2 separate regions of the Homo sapiens genome follow, and region 2 is linked to region 1. The links are chromatin loops, found by intact Hi-C in ENCODE. Cell type or tissue: GM12878. All regions are shown on one strand. Links, peaks and the distances in the headings refer to the core of each region. The heading gives the core; the rest is flanking DNA. Region 1 has its middle 50 kb from the start of LINC02556. Region 2 holds the start of LINC02556 (long intergenic non-protein coding RNA 2556).

Region 1 (15,355 bases), core at 2,727-10,726:
TTTGCAAGCTCCTTCAGTGTCAGTAGAGGCAGGGCTCCAGATCAGATTCTCAGCTTGTCAGCCCTGCCCAAGCCCCAGGCCCACTCACAGCCTGGAATGTCCTACCTGTCTTTTTTCCTGCCTGTATACCAATCCTTCTCATTCTTTAAAGCCCAAGTCCTGCTCTCCACAATGTCCTTTCAGGGCACTGCAGCCCCCAGAAACGCCTTCCTCATCCAATCTCCTATAAGCTCGATGTTCCCCACCTTCCATGCCTGGCCCATTGCTGAACACCTGCTTTCCTTGTCACTGAACCTTCCATATTTGTAGAACTCACTCCCTGAAAGTGGTGGCTCTTAACCTTCTGGGAGTCGTGGATACTGTGAGAATCCAATCAAAGTTACAAACCCCCTCCCTGGGAAAATGTGCAGGCATGTGGAGTCTGGTACAATTGTGGGACCACTTCCCAAACCATCCATGGATTCCAGGATTTAATCCTATCCATGGATAGGTGATAAAAAGATTATATTGCCCTCAGGTTTGGATATGCTTTCTCCACTGATAAATCCCAAAGTTCTAACAGAGCAGGGAAAATAGTGGGCATTCAGTGATGTGTCAAATGAATAAACATATGCCCAAACTGAAAGCAGCTTTATGGAGAATGTTACCAAAATCAATGTTTCCACGTATTGAGGGTATTTTTTTTTACAATTTCATAACTCTATGTTTCTGCTCTTGGTTATATACTGTTACTTTCTATAAAATGTTTAAGAAAATTTACCACTAAAATCATTAATACTCAAGAGATGGCTCCACAGCCCAGTGCTTAATTAATATGCATTGAATGAAACAGCTCATTCATTAGCTCATTCATCCAGAACATTTATAGCTGCCTGATATATACCACTTATTATGCTGGGGGCCTGAAGGACAGAGAGATCCTGGTCTCTAGGGCCTCACTCTGTAGTAGATAATTAAGAGACAGATGACAAATATCGTGGGATAGATGGCACATGGTGAGAAGGTGCCTGAACACATTCTCCCCTAACTGAGGAGAGGAAGCTAGCAAGGTGTTAACAGTATTCGTACGTCCTCACTCTTCTCATAATCATGGGCCTTCAGGTAAAGGATGATGGCCACCCCACTCTCCATGACGGCTTTGTGGAATAAGCCTTCGGCCATGGGAGACAGAATCTGGAGAGAGAACACAGAAGATCCAGGAAAGGTTACGCAGAGGACTCCCCACCGATCACAAATACCATTCATCCCTCTTCAAAGAAACCTTCCCAGGAAGCCTCCATAAAAGCTCTAAACTTAGAGGGGAAAAAAAACCCTTTTTGGCGGGGGTTAAAGGACTAGCTGTGAAGGTTTGGGCAAGTTACTTAACCTCTCTGAGCCCTGGTTCTTCATGAACTTTGATGTCAAATGTTCAGGCATGTGATTTCTAGCTCCTTCACTTCCTAGCTGTGTAACCTCGGACAAGTTGCTTAATATTTCTTTTTTTTTTTCTTTTTTTTTTTTTGAGATGAAATCTCACTCTGTGGCCAGGCTGGAGTGCAGTGGCGTGATCTCGGCTCACTGCAACCTCCAACTCCCAGGTTCAAGTGATTCTCCTGCCTCAGTCTCTGGAGTAGCTAGGATTACAGGCACGCACCACCATGCCCAGCTAATTTTTGTATTTTTAGTAGAGACACGGTTTCACCGTGTTAGCCAGGATAGTCTCAATCTCCTGATCTCGTGATCCGCCCGCCTTGGCCTCCCAAAGTGCTGGGATTACAGGCGTGAGCCGCTGCGCCCAGCCAAGTTACTTAATATTTCTAAGTATCAGTTCACTCCCCTGTAAAACTGGAGTAAAAATTGAGCCCGTATCACAAAATTATTGGAGGAGCAGGGGCAGTGACAAACATAGAAGTCTTCACAGGTGGTCTGGTCAAATTTCGTTCATGAAATAATGGCTGTTATAATATATGAAAAGTTAGGTTAATATAATCCACTTTAGAAGGTAATTTTGAAGATGTAAAAAGACCACATATATTGTTAAGTGCTAGTCAGCAGAAGCTCTCTTAACACCATGTCACTGATTTCTGCAATTAACCTGCCAACTGATGCCAAGGAAATGGTGACCACACTGAGCCAATGGACCATTTTCTAGCACCTCTGTCCATTTCTCTTCTCATCAGTTTCTTGCCAAGAATCAGGTGTGTTTGCTTCCAAACCTGTTTTGTCAACTGCACTTGTTATTGTAATTACATAATCAATGAAATATCATGAGAACAAATGAACTGTATGTGTAAAAGAAAATCAAATTATGTCTGGAAAAAAATTCTTGATAAAGGATGGCTAAAAAATATTGCTCTCGGGCCAGGCATAGTGGCTCACGCCTATAATCCCAGCACTTTTGGAAGCCAAAGCAAAAGGATCACTTGAGCCCAGAAGTTCAAGACCATCCTGGGCAATATAGCTAGACCCCATCTCTAAAAAAATGAATAAATAAATAAAAATTAGCTGGGCATGGTGGCACATGCTTCTTGTGAGGCTGAGGCATGATGATTACTTGTGCCCAGGAGTTCAGGTTGCAATGAACTATGATCACCCCACTGCATGCCAGTCTGGGCAACAGAGTGAGACCTTGTCTCAAAAAAATATATTGCTGTCGCTGGGCGCGGTGGCTCACGCCTGTAATCCCAGCACTTTGGGAGGCCAGGGCGGGCAGATCACTTGAGGTCGGCAGTTCGAGACCAGCCTGACCAACATGGAGAAAACCCATCTCTACTAAAAATACAAAATTAGTCGGGCATGGTGGCACATGCCTGTAATCCCAGCTACTCGGGAGGCTGAGGCAGGAGAAAAGCTTGAACCTGGGAGGCAGAAGTTGGGGTGAGCCTAGATTGCACCACTGCACTCCAGCCTGGGCAACAAGAGTGAAACTCCGTCTCAAAACAAACAAAAAAAGCCTTATATGTCTGTGTATGTATATATATGTATATAAATATATGTGCATGTGTGTATATACACAGTATATATAGTGCATATATGCACTATATATGTATATATTCTTATATGCACTATATATGTATATATTCTACTTATTTCTTGTCCACACATAATTTGACAGCTATATATATATAAATATTATCTAGTATATATATAAATATCTAGTACATATATAAATATCTAGTATATATAGATATATAAATATCTAGTATATATACACAGTGTATATAGTGTATAGTGTATATACACTACTATATATAGTATATATACTATATATATAGTAGTGTATATACACTATGTGTGTGTATATACTAGATATTATATATATAATATATATGGTATATATATACTATATACTATATATACTATATATAGTAGTGTATATACACTATACACTATATACACTATATACGTGTGTATGTATATATACTATATATATACTGTATACTACTTATTTCTTGTCCACACATAATTTGACAGCTATATATATATCTAATATATATAAATATCTAGTATATATAGATATATAAATATCTAGTATATATACACACATATATAGTATATATAGTGTATATATAGTGTATAGTGTATATACACTACTATATATAGTATATATACCATATATAGCAGTGTATATACACTATGTGTGTGTGTATATACTAGATATTTTATATATATATAATATATATATGGCTGTCAAATTATGTGTGGGCAAGAAATAAGTAGAATATTTGCAGGAAAAGTATAAAACTCCAAAATGTGCTCAGGCATCTTTAAGTTTGTGCCCACCGTAAAGAAACTGAAACTGCAATTTGAGGACAGCAACATTTGCAGTGGTTTATGCAAGATAATCCATGTTGGAACTCCAGTCAGCAGACCAGCTCTGCAAACATAAGGCCCTGTATCAAACTGTTGGTGAGGGAATGTACATTTTATGGTTTAAATTAAGTTAAAATAAAATTAAAATTTAATATTTATATGCATCTTTTGATATTTCATGCTTTAGCTGAGTTTTCTATTAAACAAGTAATTACCGCTCTGGTAATTGAATACTAGGGTTTCTCCTCTACAAATATAAAGGAGTTTTCCTCAAATTATTACTCACTATGTGATCTTGGGTGATTTATTTAAAGTTTCCCAGTGACGGCTATCTTGTCCATGAAATCAGACTGAGCTCCTAACTCATGATGTGTTTGTGAGGCTTGAAGAAGACAATGTGCCTTAAAGTGTCTGTTGTGCATGAAGGCACCAATCAAATGTTAGTGACTCCTCATCATCATTTTTGGACCTCCCACACTGAGATTCATTCAAATCACAAAGCAGAGAACTTACAAGGCTGGAAACACTTATGGCTCCCACGGACTCACCAAAGATGGTCACAGAGCTGGGGTCCCCACCGAAGAACTCGATGTTCTTCTGGACCCAGGATAGAGCAGCCACCTGGTCCTTGAAGGCCCAGTTCCCGGGAGCGTGCTGATCCCATGTGCTGAGGACAAGAGGCAGGGTGAGAATTCTCAGTTGGCCATGGCGTGTTTCCCACAGCCCTGGAAGTTCTCAGCAGAGGCTGTGGGCAGATGTCAGTGGGGAGGGGACTGAGAGTCAGAGGTCTGGAGGAGCTGGGGAAACCGGGCTCAGTTCTCACACTTTGCTGGGATTTGGATTTGAGAATTTGATGAAAGCTATGCACCCGAGAAGAACGCACATACAATACTGTAGGTGCAATTTCAAGTATTCATAGGCTCCTCAGAATCCATGAATCCCAGTGCGTGAATCCTGTGTTGCCCAGGCTGGTCTGGAATCCATGAATCCTTTCCTGAGAGTTGGTCTGTACTAGAAAGCAAGGGTTTTCTGAGCACAGAATTTTCCATGAAACTAAATTAATAATAATCATAATAACAATAATAGCAGGTGCAGCAGGTACCGGACACTGTTCTAAGGGCTTTAAGGCTAATACTCCTACAACCCTCACACCTATGAGGTAGATGGTGCTGGGTTTTCTCCCTTTGCTTCTCTGGGTCCTCTCCACCCTTCTCTGCCCTGTCCCCCAAAAGCTGACCTCTAGGAATGTCATCACCCAGGCCTCAGCTGTGTGCTGTGAGGGTGGGCTAGAGAGAGACTGGGATGTTTATCCCACCACCCCGTGCTCCCTCTCTGCTGGGAAGTGTTTGGGCAGAGGCTGCTTTTCTCCACAGCAGCAGCTCATGCCAACTCCCTTCCACTAAACCTGTGAGCATGCTGTCAGGATGATGAATGGATACATAAACTCTTTAATTCAGGCACTGAGAGGTTAAACCCCCTGGCTCAAGAGCTAGAAAGCTGCAGATTTGGGATCCCACGCCCCCATGCTGCTGCTCCTGCACAATTGCATGTTTCCTGGGATGGAATTAATGGGAGAACAAATGAAACAACTGGAAATCCCACAGAACCAAAGAAATGTCTAGACCGAAAGCATGCACGCAGTGCACACCATCAGTGCAAGTCATCCTGGGGCACATTCTACTCCACTCCATTCCCCAGTTCCCCAGACTGCTCCTTCCCCTGGGTTCCCTCCTCTATCCATGACCACTGAGCTGGCTCTGCCTCCACCTTCTCTCTCCCAGTCCCCTGCATCTGGTCAAGAGTCAAGCCCTGCCAATTTTACCTCCATTCTTCTGTGGCTCCCACCCTGGTCCCCATTTCTCCATCTGTTTATCCTGAGAAGCATTATACCTTAGTGGTTACTATCTCAGCCTCGAGCACAGGATTCACAGCCTGGCCACTTATCATCTGGGTGACCTTGGGCAAGTCACTTAACCTGCTGTGCTTCAATGGTTCTCATGTCTAAAATGGGGATAGTGCCCACTCCACATGGTTGTGAAGATTGACGGTGCCAGGCAGACAATAAGCATGTCATATACACCTGTTATATACATGTTAGCTATTGCTTTTGTGGTTCAACCACCCCGTGGCCCGCATCAAGACGGTGCCTCCCATTGGGGGTCCGTATCTGCAGCTGGGCACCCCTGGCTCAGCCTCCGTTCTGCTCTGGAGGTTCCTGGTACACTACTCTGAGAAAGGTACTCCTGGTCCCTCAATCTGTATTGGATAAAGCCCAAACTCCATTTACGGCCTGGCATTCAAGGTCTTTCCCTGTCAGGCCTGTCCTTGCCTTTCTGCATCCATCTCCTGCTGTAGCTTCATCTACCTATGCTCAAACCAGATATGATAAACAATTGTTGAAAACGTTCCTATCAAAGGAATCTTACGCAGAATCCTAATGTATAGAGCAGCTAGAAGTGTAATTGCTCGGGTCAGGGCACCCCGTCAGCCTGTCCTGCCTGCACAGCACTCCCAGAGCCACATTCCAGGCCTACAGGCCCAGTGCAGTTTGCAAAAGTATTGCTTCATCCTCATGTGTTGCTACCTCCCTTCCAACTTCCTAACCTTTGCACAGGTAGCACCCTTTGCCGAGCACACGTTCTCTCAACCCCTTCTCCTCAAACCCAACCACATCCTTCAGGTGCAACTCCAATGCCACCCCTCTTCCGAAGCCTCCCCAATCCCTTGCAACTCATTCCTCTGTTTCCGCAGCCCCATGGCCTCTCATTCTTGGAGAATTAACCATGTCCTTCTTGGTAATGTGGAAATTTTTGTCCCTGCATTATGTCCCCCATAGTCAGGAGCCTCTGTAGGGCAGGATTCATATTTTGAATCATTGCTGATTTTCCCATAGTATGTGACAGTGACCCCCAAGCATAATCCTGGCCCCACCTCTCACTTCTCTTTGCTTACATTGGTCCCTGGTCAGGACTTCTCCTGCCATGTTTTAGGCAGGATAATAGAAGTGGTCAAGAGACCTAGCTCTGTTTTGTGACCCCTGGGAAGTTGCTTGGCCTCTCTGGGCCTCCATTTTCCAGCTGTGAAATGAAGATAACAACAGAGAATCTTCCTTGAAGGATTATTTTGAGGATGAGTTGAAATAATGCATGCCTGGTTCATTGATAACCCAATACATGTTAGGCATGATTGGAGGAGGGAAGCCACTGTGATGGAGTGATGATTCTCAGGTGAGCATTCGAGAAGCCTTGGGGTGAGGCTCAGGTAGACGCTACCAACTGCTCACACAAACAGTGTCCTGTCTTCCAGGGCATGCAGTGGGGCTACATTGCCCCAGCTCGCTTGCAGCTGGATGTGGCCATGTGACTGAGTTCTGCCAATGGTGAGTGAACAGAAGTGACGAGTGCCACCTGCAGGCTGGGCCAGGAGACTCTCCCTTGCATGGTCCTCCATGCTTTCTCCGCCCACCTGCCAAATGCAGAAGATCCGGGGCCCTAGAGAATCCACATCAGAGCTCAAGATGTAAAGAGCCAGATCCCTGGCTGACCATGGGGAAGAATATCTGCTGATCAGGGATGCTCAATTAAACTTTACTCAAGTGAGAAAAAGATTTTTATTGTGTTAAGCCACCAAAATTTGGGGATTTATCTGCTACGGCAGCAAAAATTACCTAAGGAACTAGGGCCAGTTTTGTTCAATGTCCTGGAAGGCTCACTCCTTCTTAGGTTGCTGGGCACTGTCTATGGCTACTGCACTGCTGCCCCTTGGGGATCTGGGATGTCGATCATTTGAAGAGACTCACGTGAAGAAGCCAAATATTCCCAGCCGGTACTGGACGATCACAACCAGCATGTCCTCATAGGCAGCCAGGGAGGACCCATCGAAGATGGAGGCTGAGCCAGTCTCGAAGGCACCGCCTGGGAACCACAACAAAACCTGAGGAGGAGACAGGAATGTCCCATCAGCCCACCAGGCACCACCTCCCCTCCCCATGCAGTTTGGGGCACACGTTCTTCAGATGAAATATAAATGTCCCACTTGCTAAGCAGGGTGTGATGTTTCATCTTTTGAAGGCCCAGGGTGAAGCATGTAGGCTCTGGCACCTGAGTGCCTGGGTTTGATTCCCAGCTCTGCCACTGACTAGCTGTGTGACCTTGGGCAGTTTACTTAACCTAAGGCTCATTTTTCCCATCTGTAAATGTGAAGAAGGAAACTATCTCACTCACGAAGTTTTATGAGGTTTAAACAAAATTCTATATCTAAAGCTCATAGAACAGTGAGCATTAGCATATTTCAAGTTTCAAAGTGCTCAGAAATTGTTCACTAAATATCAGTGAACCTGTGACCCACAGGAAGATGGAAACCGTTGTAAGCCATGTCTAAAAGCAAAAACAGCTCAAGGTGTTTCAGAGGAAAGCTCTCTACCTTCAGAGGGAGGGGAGGAGAGGGGAGAAAAGGGGAATGGAGGGGGTGAGGGGAGGAGAAGTGGAGAAAAAGAGGAGGAGGAGAAGAAAGAGGAGGAGGAAGGGAGAAGGGGAAGGAGGAGAAAGGATGAAAGATGAAGAAGGAAGAGAAAGAAGGGTCAGGAGCGGTGGCTCACGCCTGTAATCCCAGCACTTCGGGAGTCTGAGGCGGGTGGATTGCTTGAGCCTCAGGAATTCAAGACCACCCTGGGCCAATATGGTGAAACCCTGTCTCTACTAAACAAAAAATTGCCGGGCATGGTGGCAGGCATCTGTTATCCCAGCTACTTGGGAAGCTGAGGCACAAGAATCACTTGAGCCCGGGTGGCGAAGGTTGCAGTGAGCTGAGGTTGCACCACTGCACTCCAGCCTGGGTGACAGGATGAGACTCTGCATCAAAAAAAAAAAAAAAAAAAAGGAGGGAAGAGTTAAAAACTTTATTGATTAGAAAAACTGGGACCAGGGAACATAAAACGTTATTCGGATGGCATTATCTCTATTTATATATTTAATAAGAAATCCGTTCCATTCTCTTTCTTAGGGTCATGTTAGAGATTACAGCCTTTGGGGCAGGTAAAGAGAGGAAAGCCACTGAGGAAAGGGGAAGAGGACAAAGCACTGGCTTTGGTGCCAGAATCTAGCACCTACTGCATGTACAACATGGAGGAAGTCATTTATGCCATTCCTGTGCTTCATCTTCTCCATCTGTGGAATGGGTCCAAATGCATGATTATGTTTTATAAATGTCTGTATTTAGCCAGTTCTTGTTTTTCTTTCAATGCAGCTACAAGGCCACAAGTTATGCTATGCTATAGATTATGTGACCTATCACGTGAGTAACTGCTTTTATTTATTGTAAGTCCGCTCATAAAAACCCCCGCTCTCTCTTTGTTTAATGCTCAGCTTCTTGGATATGAATCCACTGAGCCGGCGCATACCTAAAATAAACAATCCTCCTGTTTCTCATACTGGTCTCTCCGTTCCTCAGTTTACCGCAACAGTCCTGCTCAATGAGGTGAGGGAGCCACATGGTGGTGTCAGTTGGAAGGCAGGCCAGACAGGGCAAGGAACCAGGATCAGAGAAACCGGCTTATGTGTGGGGAGGAGATCCCCAGGTCCTGCTCCTACTTGGGCTCCTGGCAGCTCCCAGCCACTGTCCAGAGCTGCAGAGTCAGTAGCCTGAGGGTGGAGGGAGCAGGCCTGCTCTGCCTGGGACCACCCTCTTCATCCCTCTGCAGCTGAAGGCTTCACACCAATAAACACATGAGGCGGCAAGGATTACGGTAGTGCCGAGCAGCCACTCACACTTTAGTGAGAATTGCTGGATGAAGTAGTCCTGGGCTAGATCCCAGGAACATGGCAGGTCAAGTTGGATGGTGGAGGGGGTTCACCCAAGGCCTGGAGGGTCTGGGGCAATAGAAGAACCAGAGACTGGCTCATGGGGCAGATAATACCCCCACCCACTAGCCCAGATATCCAGAACACCTGCAGGCACAGGGCAGACTCTTGAGCCAACCCCATGGCCATCCACAATCCCAGTGAGGCAGGAAGAGACACAGACTCTGCCCACCTGGCCCAGTACTAAGAAACACCCCTGCCTTTGCATGTGCGTGCAGGGTCCTCACCCCGTGTGTGTTGTGGGGGGGTCCTCACACTCCAAGTATGGGTAACAACCCCTAATACGTGGCACCAGGACACAGTGGGCCCGGGGGGGCCAGTCTCGGCCCAGTCGATGTGGCCACCCCCAGCACCAAGGTGCCCTCACTGTGCAGGGCATCAGCAACTTTGATGAGTTTTCATTTAACATTCTCTTTATCACAATTACTTTGAAAACTATTCAGTGCAGTTATTAATAATTAATTATTATCTGCTGTTATATTAATTATCTGGCCATCGGGAATGTCACCAAGATTTAAAATTTTTGTTAATAATATTTCCTGGACATGGGAGAGGTTTCCTGCATCTCCACACATGCCCTCCCTGCTCTGGGTGAGGCTGGCTAGGGCCCCCCTGTTGTGGGGACCGCCCACTCTCGCTGGCACCGCCTGCAGGCTGCCCCCATCAGTTCATCCTGGGCCCTGGGCAGAGCTCTGGGCAGGCCTGGGTGACTGAACCCTCCCTCCAGCTGCTCCCACCGGGCCCTGGTGTGCCCATGCTCGTGAGCCCTGTGGCCTATGCAGGTCCTCAATGGCCCCCAGGATGGGGCCGCCCTGGCACCGAGGCCTGCTGGGATTGCAGTGGGAGGCTGCAAAGCGCCTGCCACGTGAGAGGTGGCACCAGTGGCCTGCTGTGCTAGGTCAGCCCCAGCTGCAGATTCCAGGCTGCTGCACTCCCACAGGGCCCCTGCCTAGCCCCGCAGCGGTCTCCAGTGTCCTCATCAGCCCTGTGACCAGCAGCCTCAGGGAGCCACAGGAGACAGGAGACCCTCCACTGGGTGCACACAGACAGGCCTGGAGAGGACAGGATGGGCCACATGGACGGCTGGCTGGGGCTGCGGAGCCCAGGGGTGGTGCCGCAGGCACTGGGAGGTGGCATTATGTGACCACGGCAGCCTAAGACCACCACTGTGGGCCCAAGCTCGCAGCTCGCTTCCCACTATTCTCAGTGAGAGGACACAGGCTACCCCTTGAGGCCAGCCCACAGCTCTCTTACCAGGCAGCAACTTACCGCCCCTCACTGTGTCCTGTCGCTCTGCTCTTGTGGCCTGCTGTGCAGCAGGCACCATGTCACCCGTTCATAGATGAGCAAGCCAAGGCTCGGGGCAGGAGACCGGTGCAGCAGGCTCTCACCACCTCATGGGAGCAGGCTCTGCACACGGCATGCTCTCAGGCCCCTTTGGCTGAGTGCCCAGCCCCAACCCCAAGCTACCCCGCTGGCTATCCAAGCACTGGGTGGAGTCTGGAGGAGAGAATGGTTAGGTGCCTCCTCTGGGTGGCCCCTCACTTTAGGGAGGCTCAGGGGCTGTGCTCCAGCCTAGGTGGACATGGTTGTGGCTGCCCCTGTCCCTCCTCCTGCCCCTGCCCCTCCTCCCACCCTTGCCTGCTTCCTCTGCTCCAGCTCAGTCAAGAAGCGTGGGGTGCTGCTGAGACAGAAGGGGGCCAGGGAGAATGCCCATGGCATGAAGTCCTCCAGACCTGCCCTAACCTCCCCCTCCCCACTCTACAATGCGCACCCCATAAAGACCTTTGTCAGGCAACCCCTCCAATGCAATCAGACCAGCGTGGAGCCTCCTGTGCCTGAGGAACTAGTCCCAAGCAATGGCAGCCCTCAAACCCACTGTGGGCTTGTCAGCATGGTACTATGACAGTGCTGATGACAGTAGTGAGGATGGGCTCAGTCACAGCGACCATAGTGACGGAGGTGTGGTGATGGTGATGGAGGTAGTGATGGTGATAGTGATGGTGATGGTGGTGGCGATGGAGGTAGTGATGGAGGTGGTGTTACTGGCGGTGGTGGTGTGGAAGCGGTGATGGGGGTGGTGATGGTGGAGGTGATGGAGGCTGTGGTGGTGATGATGGTAGTCATGGTGATGGTGGTGGTGGTGATGCTGGTGATCATGGTGATGGTGGTGGTGGTGGTGATGGTGGTGGTCAAAATAGAGGTTATGTGGTGGTACTGATGGTGATGGTGATGGTGGGGATGGTGAGGGTAATGGTGGTGGTGATGGAAGTTGTGGTTACAGTGATGGTGTTGATTGTGGTGGAGGTGATGGTGCTGGTAGTGATGGTGGTGGTGGTGGTGGTGGTGGTGATGATGCCGGTGCTGGTGGTGATGGGGTGCTGGTGGAGCTGGCCATGATGGTGGTTATGGCCGTGCTCATGGTGACAGTGGTGATGATGTAAATGGATTCTCCTCCTGGAGTTTCCTGGAGAAACAACTTCTCTGCTTCCCCAGGGCTGCCTGGTCCCTCCCTGCCTGGGGGTGGCCCCCAGAGGCAGGAAGAGCAGAGCGTGGACTGAGCCTGACAGGGCAGTCAGTATCTTGAACTCACAGAGAACATTTAATCTTAGTTAAAAGTAAATAAGTTCATTTACTGGGAGGGGAAGAAGGGCCCAATATTTACTGCAAGCATGTGGAGTGATTACTCCAGGAGGTTCCCTTGGGATGCCAGGCTCCATCCCCACTCCTGTCAGGTTCACCTGTGGCAGGTGGGAGGGAACGGCATGGGCCCACCCTGCCCTCGGGCCCCCAGAGGGGCATCTCTCTTCTACCCCCCACGGCAGGGGCTGCAGGGTTGGCAATGCCCCCTTCCCTCCCTCAGCCCCCAACTCTTGGCAGGGCCCTGGCCCACGGACCCCTGGATTCTTGCATGTGGGCACACCTCAGCCCCTGGCAGGACACCCCCAGGCCCTCACTGGCTCTGTTGCTCACCTGCTGTGTGACCTCAGGAACCCTGCCCCTTTTTGAGCCCCTGTACTCACCTAGGAAATGGGTGATAAAGGCACGTGCCCCCGGCGGGGGATGGAGGTTGGTGCTGGTGGTCAGTGTTCCCATGACAATGACCTATTGGCTGTGCAGAAGGTGAGCCTCATCTTCCAAACTCAAGGAGTCCTTCATGAGCACAGCCCTCAGCCACCGAGATCCCCCAAACTCCCATAGTTCCCGAATCTCCACGGCCAAGTGCTGAGACAAGAGCCCTGGGGCTCAAGGCCCCTCAGGCAGGGTGCGGTGAGGGCCCGTCGGAGGAAGGGCTTCCTCCTGCCCATCCTGGCTGGGCGCTGTGCGGGACTGCAGGAGCCTGAGTTGGGGTAAAAGGAATTTCAGGGGAGACAGTCAGATCCAAGGTCAACTGCCCAGCTCAGCCCAGGACTCCAGCCTCTTGCAACAAGATGGGCCAGGCCCCTCGCTGGAGTCTGCTCAGCAAGGGGCCTGTGGGTCCCTGGGCAAGCACTAGCCGGGTCCTACCCTCAGCCTGGGGCCTCCTTCCAGCCTCCTCCCTGGCGCAGCCCAGCTAGAGTTTGTTCATTTCCTGGGGGCTCCCGCCTCCCCCTCCCCTGGCCCTGCACTGCGTGAGGGCGCATCTCCTAGAACCAGCCCCCCAGAGTCTGCTGAGATTAGGAGACCTGGAGGTTACCCCAGGGACACCCTGCCCCTGTGCCCCAGACAGGTGTCCCCCCCACTATGGGTGATGAATGTCGAGGAGCTGCCATTATAATTAGTGTGGAATGTGCCGCCTCTCCCAGGGAGGAAAATCCCATCTTGGAAATACACCTCAGATGCAAGTTGAATTTCACCCACGGGGCCATAAAACCATTTTTTCAATCACCTGGTGCTGTTGGGGGCTGGCACCATTAATCCTGGAGATGTTATTTAGAGCCAAGACATCACTTGGGGAAAAAAATCAGGTCCGCACTCCATGAGGAACCCCTCTCTATGCCCTGCAGAGGCCTCAGGAGATGGACGAGACTGCTCGGGCACCAGGCAGGGAGGGGCAGGGACGCAGCTACCCTCACAGCCACCCTCACGGCCCAGGAGCCATGCCTCACTTCATCAGCTCCTGCCAGACCCTCCCTACCAGAGATGGCCCCATCGGCATAAGGGAAGACTGAGGCCAGAGAGGAATGGAGGAATTGGAGGGCTGGAACAGCTGGTGGGCTGGACGGCTCAGCTCCACTTGCCCTGCCTGCCCCCAGCAGACACTGCCCTCCTCTTCATTCCCAAAGCCCCCACCCGGCCCAGATCCTCTCCTGAGATCAGTATCATCCAACAGCCTTTTATAAAAAATTGTTTCCTTGATTACCGAGGGTAACAATGAAAACACGTAATTGAATCTCCAAGAAATTACCATTTTTATAACTTGCGCCCAGTTCCCGAGATAAATTAAACGCCTCCCCTGTATGGTGAGCCGCTCACTGCGCATCAGAGAGGGGCTGATACTGCCCTTTATCATCGATGCGGGACTTACTAAGAAGAATGCCTCACACTGCCTCCCGGGAGGCTCCTGGCACCTCCAGCTCATGGCCCTGAGCGGGCAGAGTTGGCCAGCTGGAGGCGCCGGGCGGGTGGTCAGGTGGGCCCCCTCCTGATCACTCCTGGCCCTGTTACTGGCTAGCTGCGTGGTGGTGTGGGTGGTAAGTGGGAGGGCCAGTCAGAATCTTAGCCCAGACTCCCAAGAAAATCAGGCCTGTGCGCAGCCGGGCAGCGACAGCTTTCTGAGAAGTGCAACCCTGGAGCCAGAGTGGGGAAAAGGCAGGGAAGCCGGGTAGGAGGAAGGAAGTGGAGATGGCAGAGAGGGAGGATTTACCCACCTGCCCCCCACTTGCTGGCCAAAGCTGACCCCACCCAATTGCGCCAGTGCCCAGAGGACCCAAGATATCACAAGGTCAGGCAGCAGAGCGGCTCTGGGGGAGGCGAGGCCCCGCTGAGGCAAGGCACCGCCTGGCACAGGGTCCGGGAGCAGGTGGGGGCAGCAGGGTGGCCACACCCACCCAAGGAGCTGCTGGGTTGGTCAGCAGAGGGGCGGGGAGGTGGGGCCAGCTACCGGGATGGGCTGTCCATCTGTGAGCAGCTGGTAGTGGGTTTCCTGCTGGCAGTTGCTAGTGGCTGGATTCTCATGGCTCTCTGGCTGGCTGGAGGCCGTTTGGGTTGTGGGGAAGCAGAAGCCTCCAGCCTGTGGACTGAGTTTCCTGAAAATGTCTGCAGGCTGCACTCAGCAGAGCCAACTTCAAGCAAAGGACCCGAGTGACACTATTCACGTGCAAACCACCGCCCCTCCCAGCGTGGCTGTTTGCCTGAGGGCCCAGAGCCACCCCCTGGGGAACACTGCCTAGTCAGAAACCTGGCAGTGGTGGCTGCACAGCGAGGAGGGGTGCTGTCAGGGGACAGAGGACCTGCTCCCTGGGAACGGGAGAACTGAGGCCCAAAGAGTGGCCTCCCACTTGATCTAGGCAAACTCAGGGTCAAGGGCAACAGGCTGAGGTCACCAGGAGCTCAAAGGCTGGCTCTGAAGGTGAGACCTTCTTCTGAGGAAGCAAGTGGCCTCAAGCAGCACCCTCTGGCAGCCGGCCCAGAGGACTGGAGTGGGGTGGGCCGGGAGGAACATCGTTCGGGACGGGGTGGGTGCCTACACCCACAACTGTGCTCCTGCCTTCTCTCCCTCCCTG
Region 2 (15,355 bases), core at 3,552-11,551, 50 kb before region 1:
AACCCCACTGAGTGGGGTAGTCTGGTTGGGGCAGGGACCGCTGTTGCTTTGGCAGAGAGAGATGATCCCCACTGGGGAGAGGCTGTTCTGACTCTGCAGGTGGGACAGGGACAGATGGCCACCAGGGTGACCCGGCTGGTCTTCCTTTGCTATGCTAAGCCCTGGGACATGGAGGATTCCTGCCACCCTGGGCCCGGGTTCTTACCTGTGGCCACCGCTCTGGCACGAGCCCCTCAGTCTTGGGTGGTTTCTGCCTGGTCCGGGATTTGGTGTTGCTGCTGAGTCCAGCCTTTCCACCACCTCCGCATGGGCCGTGGGTGTTGTCAGCTGCCTCCCGCCTTGGCTTCAGTAGCTCACCCAGCTTACAGGGGAGCTGCCCTGGGCTGGAGATGGGCATGCACCCTGGGTCCTACTTGAATGAATGCAGCTTGAGGAGAGCCGGCCATATACACTGGGCCACAGGTTACCCTCGGCAATGCCCACAGCTGTCAGCCTGAGCCTCCCCAGGAGAGCAAGGCTCACACGACAAAGGCTGCCCGTGGCCAGTGAGGTGGCTGAGCCCAGCCAGGACCTTTCTCGGACTCCCGGGATGTGGCTCTGCTCGTGAGCTGCCTGGTCAGCTCTCTCGGGGTGAGAGGGGCTTGTCACACGGGCGCCTGCCTGCAGTGTGACCCTTCTCAGCTTCTCTCAGCAGCCCTGCCTGCGGAGTGTCACCGCCACCATGATCATTTCCCTGACACTGCGAGGGTGGGGGGACGTCCTGGGTAGAGACAGGGCCCGTGGCAGCAGCAGGCTCAGGGGAGCCCTGCACTGGTGGACTGGGGACCTGGTGGAGACCACGCCAAGGGCTGGACAAGGGGACGAGCCTCCACCCTGGCCTCTCCGCAGGCCTCAGCAGCCCCTCCCACAGGCAGAAGGGTTGACACTGGGTTCTGCCCTCACTGCAAGAGCTGCAAGTGCCACGTGCTGTTCTGCCCAATCTGGTGTCTGCAGGTGAGGAAAGGACTGCCGCTGGCCCGTTTCTGAGTGTTCAGCACCTAAGGGTGACAGCACTGTCTGTCCCTACCCTCCGGGTCCTGTTTGAAGATCAAACCCATGCTCACAGGCCGATATTTTTTTCTTTTAGAGACAGGGTCTCACTTTGTCACCCAAGCTGGAGTGCAGTGGTGCGATTATAGCTCAATGCAGCCTCCAATTCCCGGACACAAGGGACCTTCCTGCCTCAGCCTGCCAAGTAGCTTGGACTATAGCTGTGTGTTTTCTTATTATTTTGTAGACATGGGGTCTGGCTATGTTGTCCAGGCTATTCTCAAAATTCCCAGCCTCAAGCAATCCTCCCGCCTCAGCCTCTCAAAGGTTGGGATTACAGGTGTGAGGCAAGGCACCCAGCTCAGCCACAGAGCCCTATTGCATCTCTCTTACTAAGAGCAAGAGCTGACTTCCCCCTCATCCCCATTCCAGAGTGTTGGGGCTGTGTTCAGCCGAGGCCAGGCCACTGGCATGGGCCCAGGGAGCGGGATCATTCACTGCTGCCCCAAATCTGAGATCATTCCACCTTGACAAGACTTCCTCATCCAATCCCTTTACTTGACAGCTGGGGAAACCAGTGCACACAGAGCACCCCCAGCTCAGTCAGGGTCTCAGAGCTGATCCATGAGCGGAGGCTGAGATCCTGGGATCTTGTCCCCCAGCCTCCCTGCAAGCTTACTCCCTTTCTTCTAGAAGAGATGGGGCCAGACCTCGACCAGCAGCCCTGGCCTGGACATGACTGTGCTCATGCAGGTATTGAGGCTGAGATGCCCCGGCATCACATTTTTTTCTTTCTTTTTTTCTTTTTTTTTTGAGACGGTGTCTCACTCTGTCACCCAAGCTGGAGTGCAGTGGAATGATATTGGCTCACTGCAACCTCTGCCTCCCGGTTAAAGTGATTCTCCTGCCTCAGCCTTCCAAGTAGCTGGGCCTACAGGCTTGTACCACCACGCCTGACTAATTTTTGTATTTTTACTAGAGACGGGGTTTCCTCATGTTGGCCAGGCTCGTGTCGAACTCCTGACCTCAGGTGATCCACCTGCCTTGGCCTCCCAAAGTGCTAGGATTACAGGCATGAGCCATGGCATCACTTAAACGTAGTGAGAGGCCGGGCGCAGTGGCTCATGCCTGTAATCCCAGTACTTTGAGAGGACGAGGCTGTCAGATCACCTAAGGTCAGGAGTTCGAGACCAGCCTGGCCAACATGGTGAAACCGTGTCTCTACAAAAAAACAGAAAAAAATATCCCTGCGTGGTGGTGAGTACCTGTAGTCCCAGTTACTCAGGAGGCTGAGGCATGAGAATCGCTTAAACCTCGGAGGCGGAGGCTGCAGTGAGCTGAGATGGCGCCACTGCACTCCAGCCTGGGTGACAGAGCAAGACTTTGTCTCTAAATAATTAAATAAATAAATACGGCCGAGCATGTGCCTTAGGCCTGTAATCCCAACACTTTGGGAGGCTGAGGCAGGTGGTTCATGAGGTCAGGAGCCCGAGACGAGCCTGGCCAAGATGGTGAAACACTGTCTCTACTAAAAATACAAAAATTAGCCAGCTGTGGTGGCAGGCACCTGTAATCCCAGCTACTTGGGACACTGAGGCAGGAGAATCGCTTGAACCTGGAAGGCAGAGGGTGCAGTGAGCCAAGATTACACCACTGCACTCTAGCCTGGGCGATGGAGCAAGACTCCATCTCAAATAAATAAATTAATAAATACAGAGCAAGATTCCATCTCAAATAAATAAATGTACACCTGTAATCCTAGCACTTTGGGAGGCTAAGACAGGTCGATCACCTGAGGTCAGGAGTTCGAGACCAGCCTGACCAATATGGCAAAACTCCATCTCTACTAAAAATACAAAAATTAGCCGGGCGTTTTGACGTTTGCCTGTAGTCCCAGCTACTCGGGAGCCTGAGGCGGGAGAATCACTTGAACCTGGGAGGCGGAGGTTGCAGTGAGCCAAGATGGGGTGACTGCAGTCTAGCCTGGACAACAGAGAAACTCCGGCTCAAAAGAAAAATATAACTTCATAAAAACGAAGTAGGAAGAAACAGAAAACCTTGTCTAGATCTAGAACCATTAAAGGAATTGAATGTTTATTTTAAAATCTGTATCCCATCCAGTCAAAAATCTCACAAAAAACAAAACCAAAGAAAAGCACCTGGCCCAGATGATTTTATAGATAAGTTCAGCAAACATTAAGAAGAACAGAAAGTCTTTATCTTCTACAGAATTTTTTTAAAATAATTTATTTATTTATTTATTTTTGAGAGGAAGTCTCGCTCTGTAGCCCAGACTGGAGTGCAGTGGCATGATCTCTGCTCACCGCAAACTCCGCCTCCCAGGTTCAAGCGGTTCTCCTCCCTCAGCCTCCACAGTAGCTAGGATTACAGGTGTGCCTGGCTAATCTTTTGTATTTTTAGTAGAGACGGGGTTTCACCATGTTAGCCAGGGTGTTCTCGGACACCTGACCTCAGGTAATCCACCTGCCTCGGCCTCCCAATGTGCTAGGATTACAAGCACGACCCACAGTGCGCGGCCTACATAATTTTTTTTTTTTTTTTTGAGACGGAGTCTCGCTCTGTCGTCCAGGCTGGAGTGCAGTGGCGCGATCTCGGCTCACTGCAAGCTCCGCCTCCCGAGTTCAGGCCATTCTGCTGCCTCAGCCTCCCGAGTAGCTGAGACTACAGGCGCCCGCCACCACACCTGGCTAATTTTTTGTATTTTCAGTAGAGACGGGGTTTCACCGTGTTAGCCAGGGTGGTCTCGACCCCTGTCCTCGTGATTCGCCCGCCTTGGCCTCCCAAAGTGCTGGGATTACAGACATAAGCCACCACACACGACCCCGGCCTACATAACCTTACAGAAAAAGAAGCAAATGGAATTCTCCCCAACTCATTGTGAATTTAATATAAGCTTAAAACCAAACCAGACATAAATAGTACAAGCAGGCAAAAGTATAGACTAACTTCTTATGGACATATATGCAAAAATGCTAAATAAAATATTAGCAAATAATCCAGCAATGGATTAAACATGTATCATGACCAAGTTGGGGTTTTCCTAGGAAACTAAGATGATGTAATAAAAGAAAAAACTATTAAAGTAGTACAAACTATCAAAGGAAAAAACCTGTATGATCATTGCAACGGGTTCATTTGCGACATAATATAATTTTTTTCTTTTTTTTTAAGTCTTTTTGGCTGTAAGTTTATTCAATGCAAAATAATCTTCTCCAATTTTACTGAGGTGGCTGACGGCGTCCACGACCAAATCTGCCTCTAAACTGGAATTCGGTTGCTGACCCAGCCGCAGCCTCGGCTTTCTTGTTGGCACCAGGGGGCATAGCATTCCCTCTGTAGGTATCTCTGTCGGCTTCCCCTCTCGTTGAGTCTTGCAGGTCGCTCACCCTCCAGACCTTTAGACTGAGGCCTGCCAGTCCATGGACGGCTGCGGCGTAGGGTGGCAGGCACAATCTCCAGGGGCAGATGAAGGTAATCACGGAGATACTGGATATCCTCATTGGTAAGGTACCAGCAGACATGACTCCAGGCAAACTGTTCCTTCATGTAGTAGCCTCGGGACTTGAAAGACTGCATGGCCTTCATGACATGAAGGTTGGGCACATTCTTCCTTTTTTTTTTTTTTTTTTTGAGACGAGTCTCACTCTGTCGCCCAGGCTGGAGTGCAGGGCCATGATCTCGTCTCACTGCAACCTCCGCCCCCTGGGTTCAAGCGATTCTCCTGCCTCAGCCTCCTGACTAGCTGGGGTTACAGGGAACAGTGTTTTCTTTTGTCAAAAGAGCCTCTTAAGCCATTGATAATATTTCCCAAGCTTGTAACAGATACAAGCCTTTAAAGAATGACATTTGCAGTCACCCAGTAGGACATATCTTGAGATGAAATCAGAGTTGTGGGCTTTGCAGACAACAGCAGTCATTTCTGGTGGCTTCCGGGAGTGGAGGGGGACTGCAGCTTTGGCAATGTAGGTGATACCAAAAGGACTATAGTAATTTTTTCTTAGTAATTAAAAACTAGGCTGGGCGCGGTGGCTCATGCCTGTAATCCTGGCACTTTGGGAGGCCAGGGTGGGTGGATCACCTGAAGTCAGGAGTTTGAGACCAGCCTGACCGACATGGTAAAATCCTGTCTCTACTAAAAATACAAAAATTAGCTGGGCATATTGGCGCGTGCCTGTAATCCCAGCTACTGAGGTGGGTGAGGCAGGAGAATTGCTTGAACCCGGGAGGCAGAGGTTGCAGTGAGCCAAGATCGTGCCACTGTACTCCATCCTGGGTGACAGAGCAAGACTCCATCTCAAAAAAACAAAACAAAAACCAGACATAACAAGGTCGAGCTCAGTGGCTCCCGCCTGTAATCTCAGTAGTTTGGGAGGCCGAGAAGGGCAGATCACCTGAGGTCAGGAGTTCAATAACAACATGGTGAAACCCGGTCTCTACAAAAAATATAAAAATTAGCCAGGCATGGTGGCACACGCTTGTGATCCCAGAGGCTCGGGAGGCCAAGGCAGGAGAATCACTTAGGAGGCGGAGGGTGCAGTGAACTGAGGTCTTGCCACTGCACTCCAGCCTGGGCGACAGAATGAGACTCCGTCTCAAAAAAGAAAAAAAAATCCCCAGCCATAACAATATACATGTATGTTATACAATAACCAAACCAATATAGAAGGGTATATAGTGAAAGGAGAAGTATTGTTGTGGGTAAAATTGTTTCTATGAATAAATGGCTGATCCAGTATTTTTTTCCTCCAAAAAAACACCTTTTCCCCTTTGATTTAGTGTATACCACACAGAGTCGCTTAGCCGATTCAGTGACTTTTTTGATAGCTGGAGAATGCTTCCTAATGGTTGCAGGTGTGTAGGGGTTTTCTTGACATTTTCAGTAAGAAAGTGAATGTTGTGCCATAGGAAAGCTTTATCACAGGTGCACGTTGGTAGCCAACCAAATAACGTGAGTGTCAAGTACAGTATCTAGTGAGTGGAGAATAACTGTAATAATTACAATTACAGTTGTAGTTAAAGTGAAGTTTGTATCAAAATTTCTGTTTCAAAGGTGAACTTTTAGGGGGTGTATCTGCAGTGTTTCCTCCTCAGATGTGATTTCTCTGAAGCAGTGGTTCTCTATAACTGACTTGACACACAGTGCATCTGATATTTCGAATGACTTAAGTGATAGTATCAAAATTACTATCATATACATATTTAAATCACATGACTAACTTGTGTGTGGTATTATGCAAACTGCTCAGCTCAGTAAGGGAACAGAAATAAGAAAAAAAAAGGACAATATTGGGAGTCTTTTATACAATTAAATTTGTTCGATTAAAGGACTATCCTTTCTAAAAAAAAAAAAAAAAAGTCCTGCTTTCTTGGTGTTAAAATAAAGCATCTTTTATGAAATGATGGTGATAGTAAATGGTGATATACAGTAAATGTAAATAATAGCAAATACAAGGTTAGTTATCTTATTGTGATTTGTAAAAATAAAGAGAGCCGAGAATCTCGTTTTGCTGCTATTGTTTGGGAGTTCAGGAAAAAGTTCCTGGGGCTTTTGTTGTTAAGAAGATTCAAATACAAATTATTTCTTAAGAGTAAATATGAGTTTATTTTGAGGTCATTTGTCACAGTCTACTGAGAAATCCACTGAGAAAGCTTTTAAGTTTGCCTGGTATTAAAGATGTTCCTATTCTGATCATTGTTAAATAGATCTTTTCTTATTAGATATAAAATGTCAGGAGATATTTTATTTTGAGACAGAGTTTCGCTCTTGTTGCCCAGGCTGGAGTCTAATGGCATGATCTCGGCTCACCGCAACCTCTGCCTCCCAGGTTCAAGCGATTCTCCTGCCTCAGCCTCCCAGGTAGCTGGATTACAGGCATGTGCCACCACTCCTGGCTAATTCTGTATTTTTAGTAGAGACAGTGTTTCTCCATGTTGGTCAGGATGGTCTGGAACTCCCGACCTCAGATGATCCGCCCGCCTCAACCCCCAAAGTGCTGGGATTACAGGCACAAACCCCCTCACTCGGCCCCAGGAGATTTTTTTGTGTTGTGCCAACAAAATAAGCCTAGGCAGGGAAATTCCTTCTGGTGGTTGGAATTGTTAGTACTGAATAGACTAGCTGCGAGGTAAAAACCCCCATGGGGTTTTCTGTCAGCTCAGATATCATTGTGACCCCAGTCTTTTGCTGTGAAATAACATGACCATTAAGAAAGTAGCCTTAAACAACGTATTTTGGGTATGTTGAGGAGGAGGGACAATTATGATCTGTTCCAAAGTGAACATAACAGATGATCCCTGTGTCTGTGAAGCCTTTAAAATTTATAGTGCTCTTCTTCTGTTAATTTCAAGTAAGATTTAGTTATTGTGACATACTCTTTAAAAACCTGCGGTGTATCAAAAGGCTCATTTTTAAAGCATCTTGAAAGGAAATTAATAATGTAATATCTACTTCAGAATAGTAGTTTTTACATTCTGAAGAGTGACTGACTGCTCTCAGCCACTTCTGAATTCTCAATTTTCAAAGGATAATTTGGTAACTCCATAAAGAAAATCCGTAAATAAGAGAGTGAATATCTTCTTTTTGTTTGTTTGTTTTTGAGATGGAGTCTCCCTCTGTCGCCCAGGCTGGATTCCAGTGGCCTGATCTCGGCTCACCGCAAGCTCCGCCTACCGGGTTCACGCCATTCTCCTGCCTCAGCCTCTGGAGTAGTTGGGACTACAGGCGCCCGCCACCACACCCTGCTAATTTTTTGTATTTTTAGTAGAGACGGGGTTTGACCGTGTTAGCCAGGATGGTCTCGATCTCCTGACCTCGTGATCAGCCCGCCTCGGCCTACCAAAGTGCCGGGATTTAAGGCGTGAGCCACAGCGCCCGGCCCCGAGAGTGAATATCTTTTAACAGTGTTTTTCCTGATCTTTTCCAACATCTTCATTGTGGTTCTGTCCTTTATTTTTTGGTTAAATCCAGAGGTTTACTTCTGCCTGTATCTTTCCAAACTATTAATCTGTTCACAATCACTCTCCCATTTAAACCCTTCAGCAACCCCAGTACCTTCGTAATAAGGTCTCCTTAGCTTGGTATCCAGAACACTTCAATACTGGGCTTTGACCCCTGTTCTCCTTCCCCCACCTCTGTTTAGGTGCTTCACTGAGCTGCACCGAACAGCTCTTGGCCCCTTGAAATCTCTGCAGTCTCCTTGTCTCCCTCTGCTGGAATATTCTTCTCTCACTTCATCTGATCATTGCCTTCAAAACTCAGCTCATTTTCTTATTTCCTTGCCCTTTCCATGTCCCTTGTTTTCCTCTGATTAAATTAATGTTCCAAACTCAAAAGAAAAACAACTCAGCTCAGGCATCACCTTTCCTGGAAGGCTTCCCTAGTCCTCCTGCCTCCCGCAGACTTGTCTGGCACCCTGTGCATTTGGGATTTGGCACACTATGTCTCGTCTGCGGCCTCCACTGGACGATGAGACCGTAAGTGTGTGGCTTGACGGAAAGTTGTTGACTCTGCTGGGGTGCTGGTACAGTGCTGGGCACGGCAGTGTTACAGAGGAAGTGAGCCACTTAGTTTCTGCCCTTAGGAGCTTTTCTTCTAGTTGCAGTTGACCCTGCCAGCTGTGAGACACCTCCCAGTAGTGCGTACCAACTTTCAAAGTCTGTTTAATTGTATCTTAGTGTCTGATTCCAATTTTATTTCTTGAAGGAGGGGAGTGTCTCTAATGTCTTATTTTGGCACCCAGAGACCAGGTAGGCATCATTTTTGTCCCAAATTGTGGAAGGAATGTACATTTGGCACAGATTACTTCCCTTTTTTCTCTTGTACACCTTTCACCTTTTTTGTTTTTGTCTTTTTTTTTTTTTTTTTGAGTTTGATGTGTTTGGACAGTAAGGGTTTACGAGATTAAGATTAAATTTCAACTTTGTCTATTGTGCATATAGCCTAAGGAAAACAAAAAGTTAAAGAGGAAAAATACATTGCCTCTAAGAAGAAGACTCATTATTCAACTTTTTTTATTTTTAATTGTTTTCAGAGACTGGGTCTCACCCTATCACCCAGGCTGGAGAGGTGATCACAGCTCACCGTAGCCTTGAACTCCTGGGTTCAAGGGTTCCTCTTGCCTTAGTCTTCTCACTAGCTGAGACTGCAGGCCCGCACCAGCACACCTGGCTAATTTTACAAAAATTGTTTTTGAGAGACGTGGTCTTGCCATCTTGCCTAGGCTGGTGTGGACCTCCTGGGTTCAAGCAAACCTCCCACCTTGGCCACCCTAAGTGTTGGGATTACAGGCATGACCCATTGTGCCCAGCCTAAACTTTTTTTTTTTTTTTTTAATGCTGAGCTGTACACAGAAGAAAGTAAAGGTATTGGTCAATCCTAGGAAAGAAGTATGCAAAGAAACTGGTGGCAGGCTGGATATGGGCATATTTCAGGGCTTTGGAAGGTGAAGAGGAGAGGATTGCTTGAGGCTGAGAGTTCGAGACCAGCCTGGGCAACATAACGAGACCCTGTCTGTACAGATAAACATTTTATAATTAGCCAGGTGTATGTACCCTAGAACTTAAAGTATAATAAAATAAAATAAAATAAAATTCACCAGGTGTGGTGGTGCACAACTGTAGTCTCTGCTACTCGAGAGGCTGAGGCAGGGGGATCTCCTGAGTCCAGGTGTTTGAGGCTGCAGTGAGCCAGGATCACACCACTGTTCTCCAGCCTGGGCTACAAAGCGAGACTCTGTCTCTAAAGAAAAACATACTGGTGGCATTGTCAAGATTTGTCAAGAAATAGCCATTATGCTGGGCCCAGTGGTGTGCACCTGTAGTGCCAGCTTTTCAGGAGGCTGAAGTGGGAGAATCTCTTGAGCCTAGGAGTTTGAGTTCAGCTTGGGCAGCATTGCAAGAGCCCAGTCTCAAAAATATTAGGTCAATAAGATTTATTTTAATTAAACAAGAAAAAGAAATATCTGCTAAAATTTAAAGCTATTCTATTCTTCCTCTCTCTCTTCTAGTGTTCTTGGGGAAGATCCCGACTAAGCCATTTTCCAGTGGCACCTCTTCCACCATGAGTTCCTGAGGCAGTCCGATGGGGCTACTTTATTCCAGAACAATCACAGTGAGACCTCTTCTCCCGATAAATGCCCCTTTTCTCTCCTTAATATATTATCTTGCTTACAAAACACTGGTGTCTCCTTATCATTGTTTGGTTCTATCCCACTGGGACCAAGAATTCTTGCCCAGGAGCAACTGAATTTTCTTCTTGCTTGCTTTTTAAAACTTTGGTGGGGTAGAGCCAATTTTAAATCTTCTGATCCATTTTTTCATTGTTTTTCTCGCCCTTCTGCATTTTCTGCAAATTCCGTTGAATCATTGCAGTTACTTAGGTTTGCTTCGTCTCCCCCATTACAAACTACTTGCTGGAGTTTTCAACCCTAGTTCCCTCATTTTTATGATTTATGCTCATTTCTTTGTACACATCATCTTGCTCCATCTCCCAACTCATGGCCTCTGGCCCTGGATTATTGTTTTAGTCTTTTATTTTTTTGTCTTCTTCTACCTCAACACTTATCTTCCTCTCCCAGTCTCCTGTACCCTATCACCAAGGTTGTCATTAACCTTTCATATTATTCCTCATTATCCATGTATTCATTTGCAAATAAGCGTATATTAACAAAATCACAGGTTTATGGAGATATAATTCACATACCTTAAAATTCAGGCTTTTAAAGTGTACCTTTCATGTGGTTTTTGGTATATTCACAAAGTTATGCATTGATCACCACCATCTGATTCCATAACATGTTCAATACCTCAGAAAGAAGTCTGTACTCATTAGTAGTCATTTCACATTCACCACTCCCTCTGGCTCTGGGCAGTCACTGATCTTTGTGTCTCTATGGATTTGCCTAGTCTAGGTATTTTTATGTAAATGGAATCATACAACATGTGACCTTTTGTTTGGCTTTTTTCATTTAGCAAAATGTTATCAAGGTCTATCCCTGTTGTAGCATGTATTAGCACTTCATTTCTTATATGCTGAATGATATACTTTATTTGTCCATCAGTTGTTCATGCTTTATTTGTCCATCAGTTGATGAACATTTGCGTTTTTGCCACTTTGGGCTATTATGAATAATGCTACTGTGAACAAGTGTGTACAAGTTCCTCTGCAAATTTTTGTGTGGACATATCCTTTCAGTTCTCTCAGGTGTATATCTGGGAGTTGAATTGCTGGGTCATGTAGTAGCTATGTTAAACATTTTGAGAAACTGCTATAATGTTCTCCAGAGCTGTACCATTTTAAATTCTGTGTATGAGGATTCCACGTTCTCCACTTCCTCACCAGTGTATGGATTTGGGGGTATACTTTTTAAAAAGTGGGATTAGGCTGGGCACAGTGGCTCACACCTGTAATCCCAACACTTCAGGAAGCTGAGGTGGGAGGATCACTTGAGCCTAGTAGTTTGAGACCAGCCTGGGCAACATAGGGAGACCCTGTCTCTACAAAAAATAATTTAAAATAAATTAGCTGGGCGTTGTGGCACACACCTGTAGTCCCAGCTACATGGGAGGCTGAGGCAGAAGGATTCCCTGAGCCCAGAAGTTTGAGGTTGCAGTGAGCCATGATGGCAGCACTATACTGTAGCCTGGGTGTCAGAGCAAGACTCCGTTTCAGGGAAGAAAAAAAAAGTGGGATGATATTTTTGACACTTTTCTTCTTGTTTTCTTAATTTCATACTTCTGGAAATTCCATTAAATTAGCTGGTACCACTCTAACTCATTGTGTTTCATGGCTGCATAGTAATATTGCATAATATAAATATACCATTCATTCATCAAAGTTAGCAGATATTGACTGTTAGGTGCCAGGCACTGCTCTAAGCGTTGAAGAAAAACACACAAAAACTTTAGCATTCTTAGAGTTTATTTTCCAATGGAGGGGGTGGAGGGAGGTAAGAATTTAGGAAATAAATTAATTACATATATAGCATAAGGTTTCACCAGTGAGTGCAGCTTGAATCGTTGGCGGCTTTCTTAGTAGTATAAATACAGTACTAAAGATGAAATTACTCTAAATGGTGTTACTTAAATTACTGTAATAGGTATTACTATTAGTCACTTTGCAGGTGAAAGTGGAAACACCATCGTAAAATGTAAAATAGGAAACAGCTGGTTAATGTGGCTCTGGAGTTTTTCTAGGACATAAACTGATGAGCTAGAAAAGTAAATGTGTCAGTCCTTGGTAGCAAAGTTTGTACGTTTATAAATTTTATCCAAATCCTCTTAATCTAGTAATTAATAGACACTCTTCACAAAAGGATGAGGGAGGTATATGTGTATGTGTTGAAAGGTTCCGAAGGATGCAACCGAGAGTACTTTGGGGGACGTGGCAAAACTTCCAGGCCCATTCAAGAGTCTTGTTTTCTCCCTGAGCTTTTATGTATTTATTATATTGCCCTATTAATTATTGAGATTGTGCCTTACAGTAAAAGCTGCTTTAAATTGTTGACGCTATAATTTAAAATAATCTGGGTCACCTAGAGTGGTTAAGCCTGGAAGAAAAGGATGTCCTTCCTGCCAGGGCAGATTGTATGTAGATATGCAACCTGGTTGCGCCTGTGCTGACCTCTACTCTGTTGGGCCTGGAAGTATGCAGTTCAACGTTTCTCTTCTGATGTTTTTTTGGGGGGGGGGTTTTGTTTTTTTTTTTGTTTGTTTTTTGAGACGGAGTCTCACTCTGTCACCCAGGCTGGAGTGCAGTGGCATGATCAGGGCTCACTGCAACCTCCGCCCATCCAGGTTTAAGCAATTGTCTGCCTCAGCCTCTGGAGTAGCTGGGATTATAGGCGCATGCCACCACATCTGGCTAATTTTTTGTATTTTTAGTAGAGACGGGGTTTCACCATCTTGGCCAGGCTGGTCTTGCACTCCTGACCTCATGATCCACCCACCTCAGCCTCTGGAGCAGCTGGGATTATAGGCGCATGCCACCACGTCTGGCTAATTTTTTGTATTTTTAGTAGAGACGGGGTTTCATCATCTTGGCCGGGCTGGTCTTGCATACCTGACCTCATGATCCACCTGCCTCAGCCTCCCAAAGTGCTAGGATTATAGGCGTGAGCCACTGTGCCCAGCTTTTGTTCTGATTTTTTTAAAAAATTTGACTTTGTTTACTTTTTATTTTATTTTTATTTAGAGACAGAGTCTCACTATTTTGCACAGGCTGGTCTCGAATTCCCAGGCTCAAGTGATCCTCTTCCCTCGGCCTCCCAAATGCTGGGATTACAGGCATGAGCCACTGCACCTGGCCTTAACTTTGAAATGAAGTTAGAAATGTACATTTTATTATTATTATTAATTATTATTATTATTATTATTATTATTATTATTTTAGAAACAGGTCTTGCTCTGTTGCCCAGGCTGGAGGGCAACAATGGTGCAATCACAGCTCACTGCAGCCTCCACCTCCTGGGCTCAAGTGATTTTCCTGCCTCAGCATCCTGAGTAGTTGGGACTACAGGTACTCATCACCACAGCTAATTTTTATTTTTGTAGAGACAGCGTCTCACTATGTTGCCTAAGCTGATCTCACACTCCTGGGCTTGAGTGATTCTCCTGCCTCGGTCTCCTAAAGTGCTAGGATTATATGTGTAAGCCACTGTGCCCAGCCTAGAAATGCACATTTTAGACACACATTTACTCAACTTTCCTATTGCCTGCCCAGGACTATCCAACTGTATTTTTGTGCCTCAGAGTCCTTTCACATGTTCTGCTTTTACTGGGAACTCATAGGCAGTAAGATCAAATGCTGACCTTTGAGGCATCTACGCACTTCCAAAATCTGCTTCCTCTCTCATTTGCGACTTTATTTATTTATTTTTTGAGATGGAGTCTCACTCTGTTGCCCAGGCTGGAGTTCAGTGGCACGATCTTGGCTCACTGCAGCTCTGCCTCCTAGGTTCAAGTGATTCACCTGCCTCAGCCTCCTGAGTAGCTGGGATCACAGGCAAGCACCACCACACCCAGCTAATTTTTATATTTTTGGTAGAGATGGGGGTTTCACCATGTTGACCAGGCTGGTTTCAAACTCCTGACCTTGGCCTCCCAAAGTGCTGGGATTACAGGTGAGAGCCACCATGCCCGTCCTCATTTGCCACTTTAAATTGGAGGAGATGAAAAAATTATGTATCCTCAAAAGCTCAGGGTTTCCTATTTGGGACTTCAGTTACAGAGATTCATTTTTTTGTTTCCAAGCTGGGTGTAGTGGCTCACACCTGTAATCCCAGCACTTTGGGAGGCCAAGGAGGGAGGATTGCTTGAGCCCAGGAGTTCAAGACCATCCTGGGCAACATAGTGAGGCCTCATCTGTACTAAAAATAATAAAAAAAAAAATTAGGCATGGTGGCACTCGCCTGTGATCCCAGCTACTCAGGAGGCTGAGGTGGGAGGATCCCTTGAGTCTAGGAGATTGAGGCTGCAATGAGTTGTGATTGCACCACTGCACTCCAACCTGGGTGACAGAGTGAGACCCCGTTTGAAAACAAGCAAGCAAACAAAACTATTTGTTTCCAAATGGCACGCAAGGAAGATAGTAATCTCTGAGTGTTAAGCCAGCAGATTTTGCCACTTCATTTTGTGTGCTAACTCAAGAAATCAGGACACCTGATGAGTTGAGGTGTTCAAGGTAAAGCTCTGCTATGCCCCCTCCTTCATAGGCTGTTCTGCTTGGGCCTCCCAGTAATGGAGGACTACCTCTTTTCTTGCTAGAGTCTCTACAGTTTTCTTTTCTTTTTTTTTTTTTAATTTTTTTTTTTTTTGGATCTTACCCTGTCGTCCAGGCTGTGGCACGATCTCGGCTCAGTGCAACCTCCGCCTCCTGGTTTCAAGTGATTTTCATGCCTCAGCCTTCCAAGTAGCTGAGATTACAGGCGTGTGCCACCACGCCTGGCTAATTTTTTGTATTTTTAGTAGAGACGGGGTTTCACCATGTTGGTCAGGCTGGTCTTGAACTTCTGACCTCAAGTTATCTCCCTGCCTCAGCCTCCCAAAGTGCTGGGATTACAGGTGTGAGCCACCATGCCCAGGTGAATGGAATAGTTTTTCATTCACCACAGTTTGTGACTGTCTCTACATTGTGAAGTGACAAGTTCTCTTCTCTTTTCCTTCTGCCCCTCATCACCTTTTTCTTCCTCATTTCTTTTTTGAATTTTGCTGTCTTGAATTGATGTCTAAAGGATGACATAGCAGACAAGGGGCCTGACACATGAACTCTCATGAGTTACTGAGGAGTTTCTCAGTGCTCTGTCTGCAT

Evidence for each region. Hi-C counts contacts between places; a loop is a spot of excess contacts. Peaks named below come from ENCODE experiments on the same cell type or tissue, not always from the same donor. Only the 100,000 strongest peaks of a DNase experiment are listed, where the experiment ranks them.
Region 2: a loop joins it to region 1, with 2.9 times the contacts of the local background. A loop is called at or near these places in 69 of 110 quality-filtered maps.

Annotation. Positions count from the first base shown.
Region 1 is chr22:23,369,290-23,384,644 of GRCh38, forward strand. It overlaps the pseudogene CES5AP1. Among named protein-coding and RNA genes, the nearest start is that of LINC02556, 50 kb to the left of the region's middle. In GM12878, for the core only: a CTCF peak has its summit at 7,204 (motif pointing left); a DNase peak (open chromatin) is centred at 7,142.
Region 2 is chr22:23,318,269-23,333,623 of GRCh38, forward strand. It overlaps LINC02556 (long intergenic non-protein coding RNA 2556), which reads left to right and starts at 8,348. Exons shown (of 2, transcript NR_149133.1): 1 at 8,348-8,523; 2 at 10,056-10,225. It also overlaps the pseudogene POM121L11P and the pseudogene RPS10P30. In GM12878, for the core only: no CTCF peak of the experiment used is centred there; a DNase peak (open chromatin) is centred at 7,223.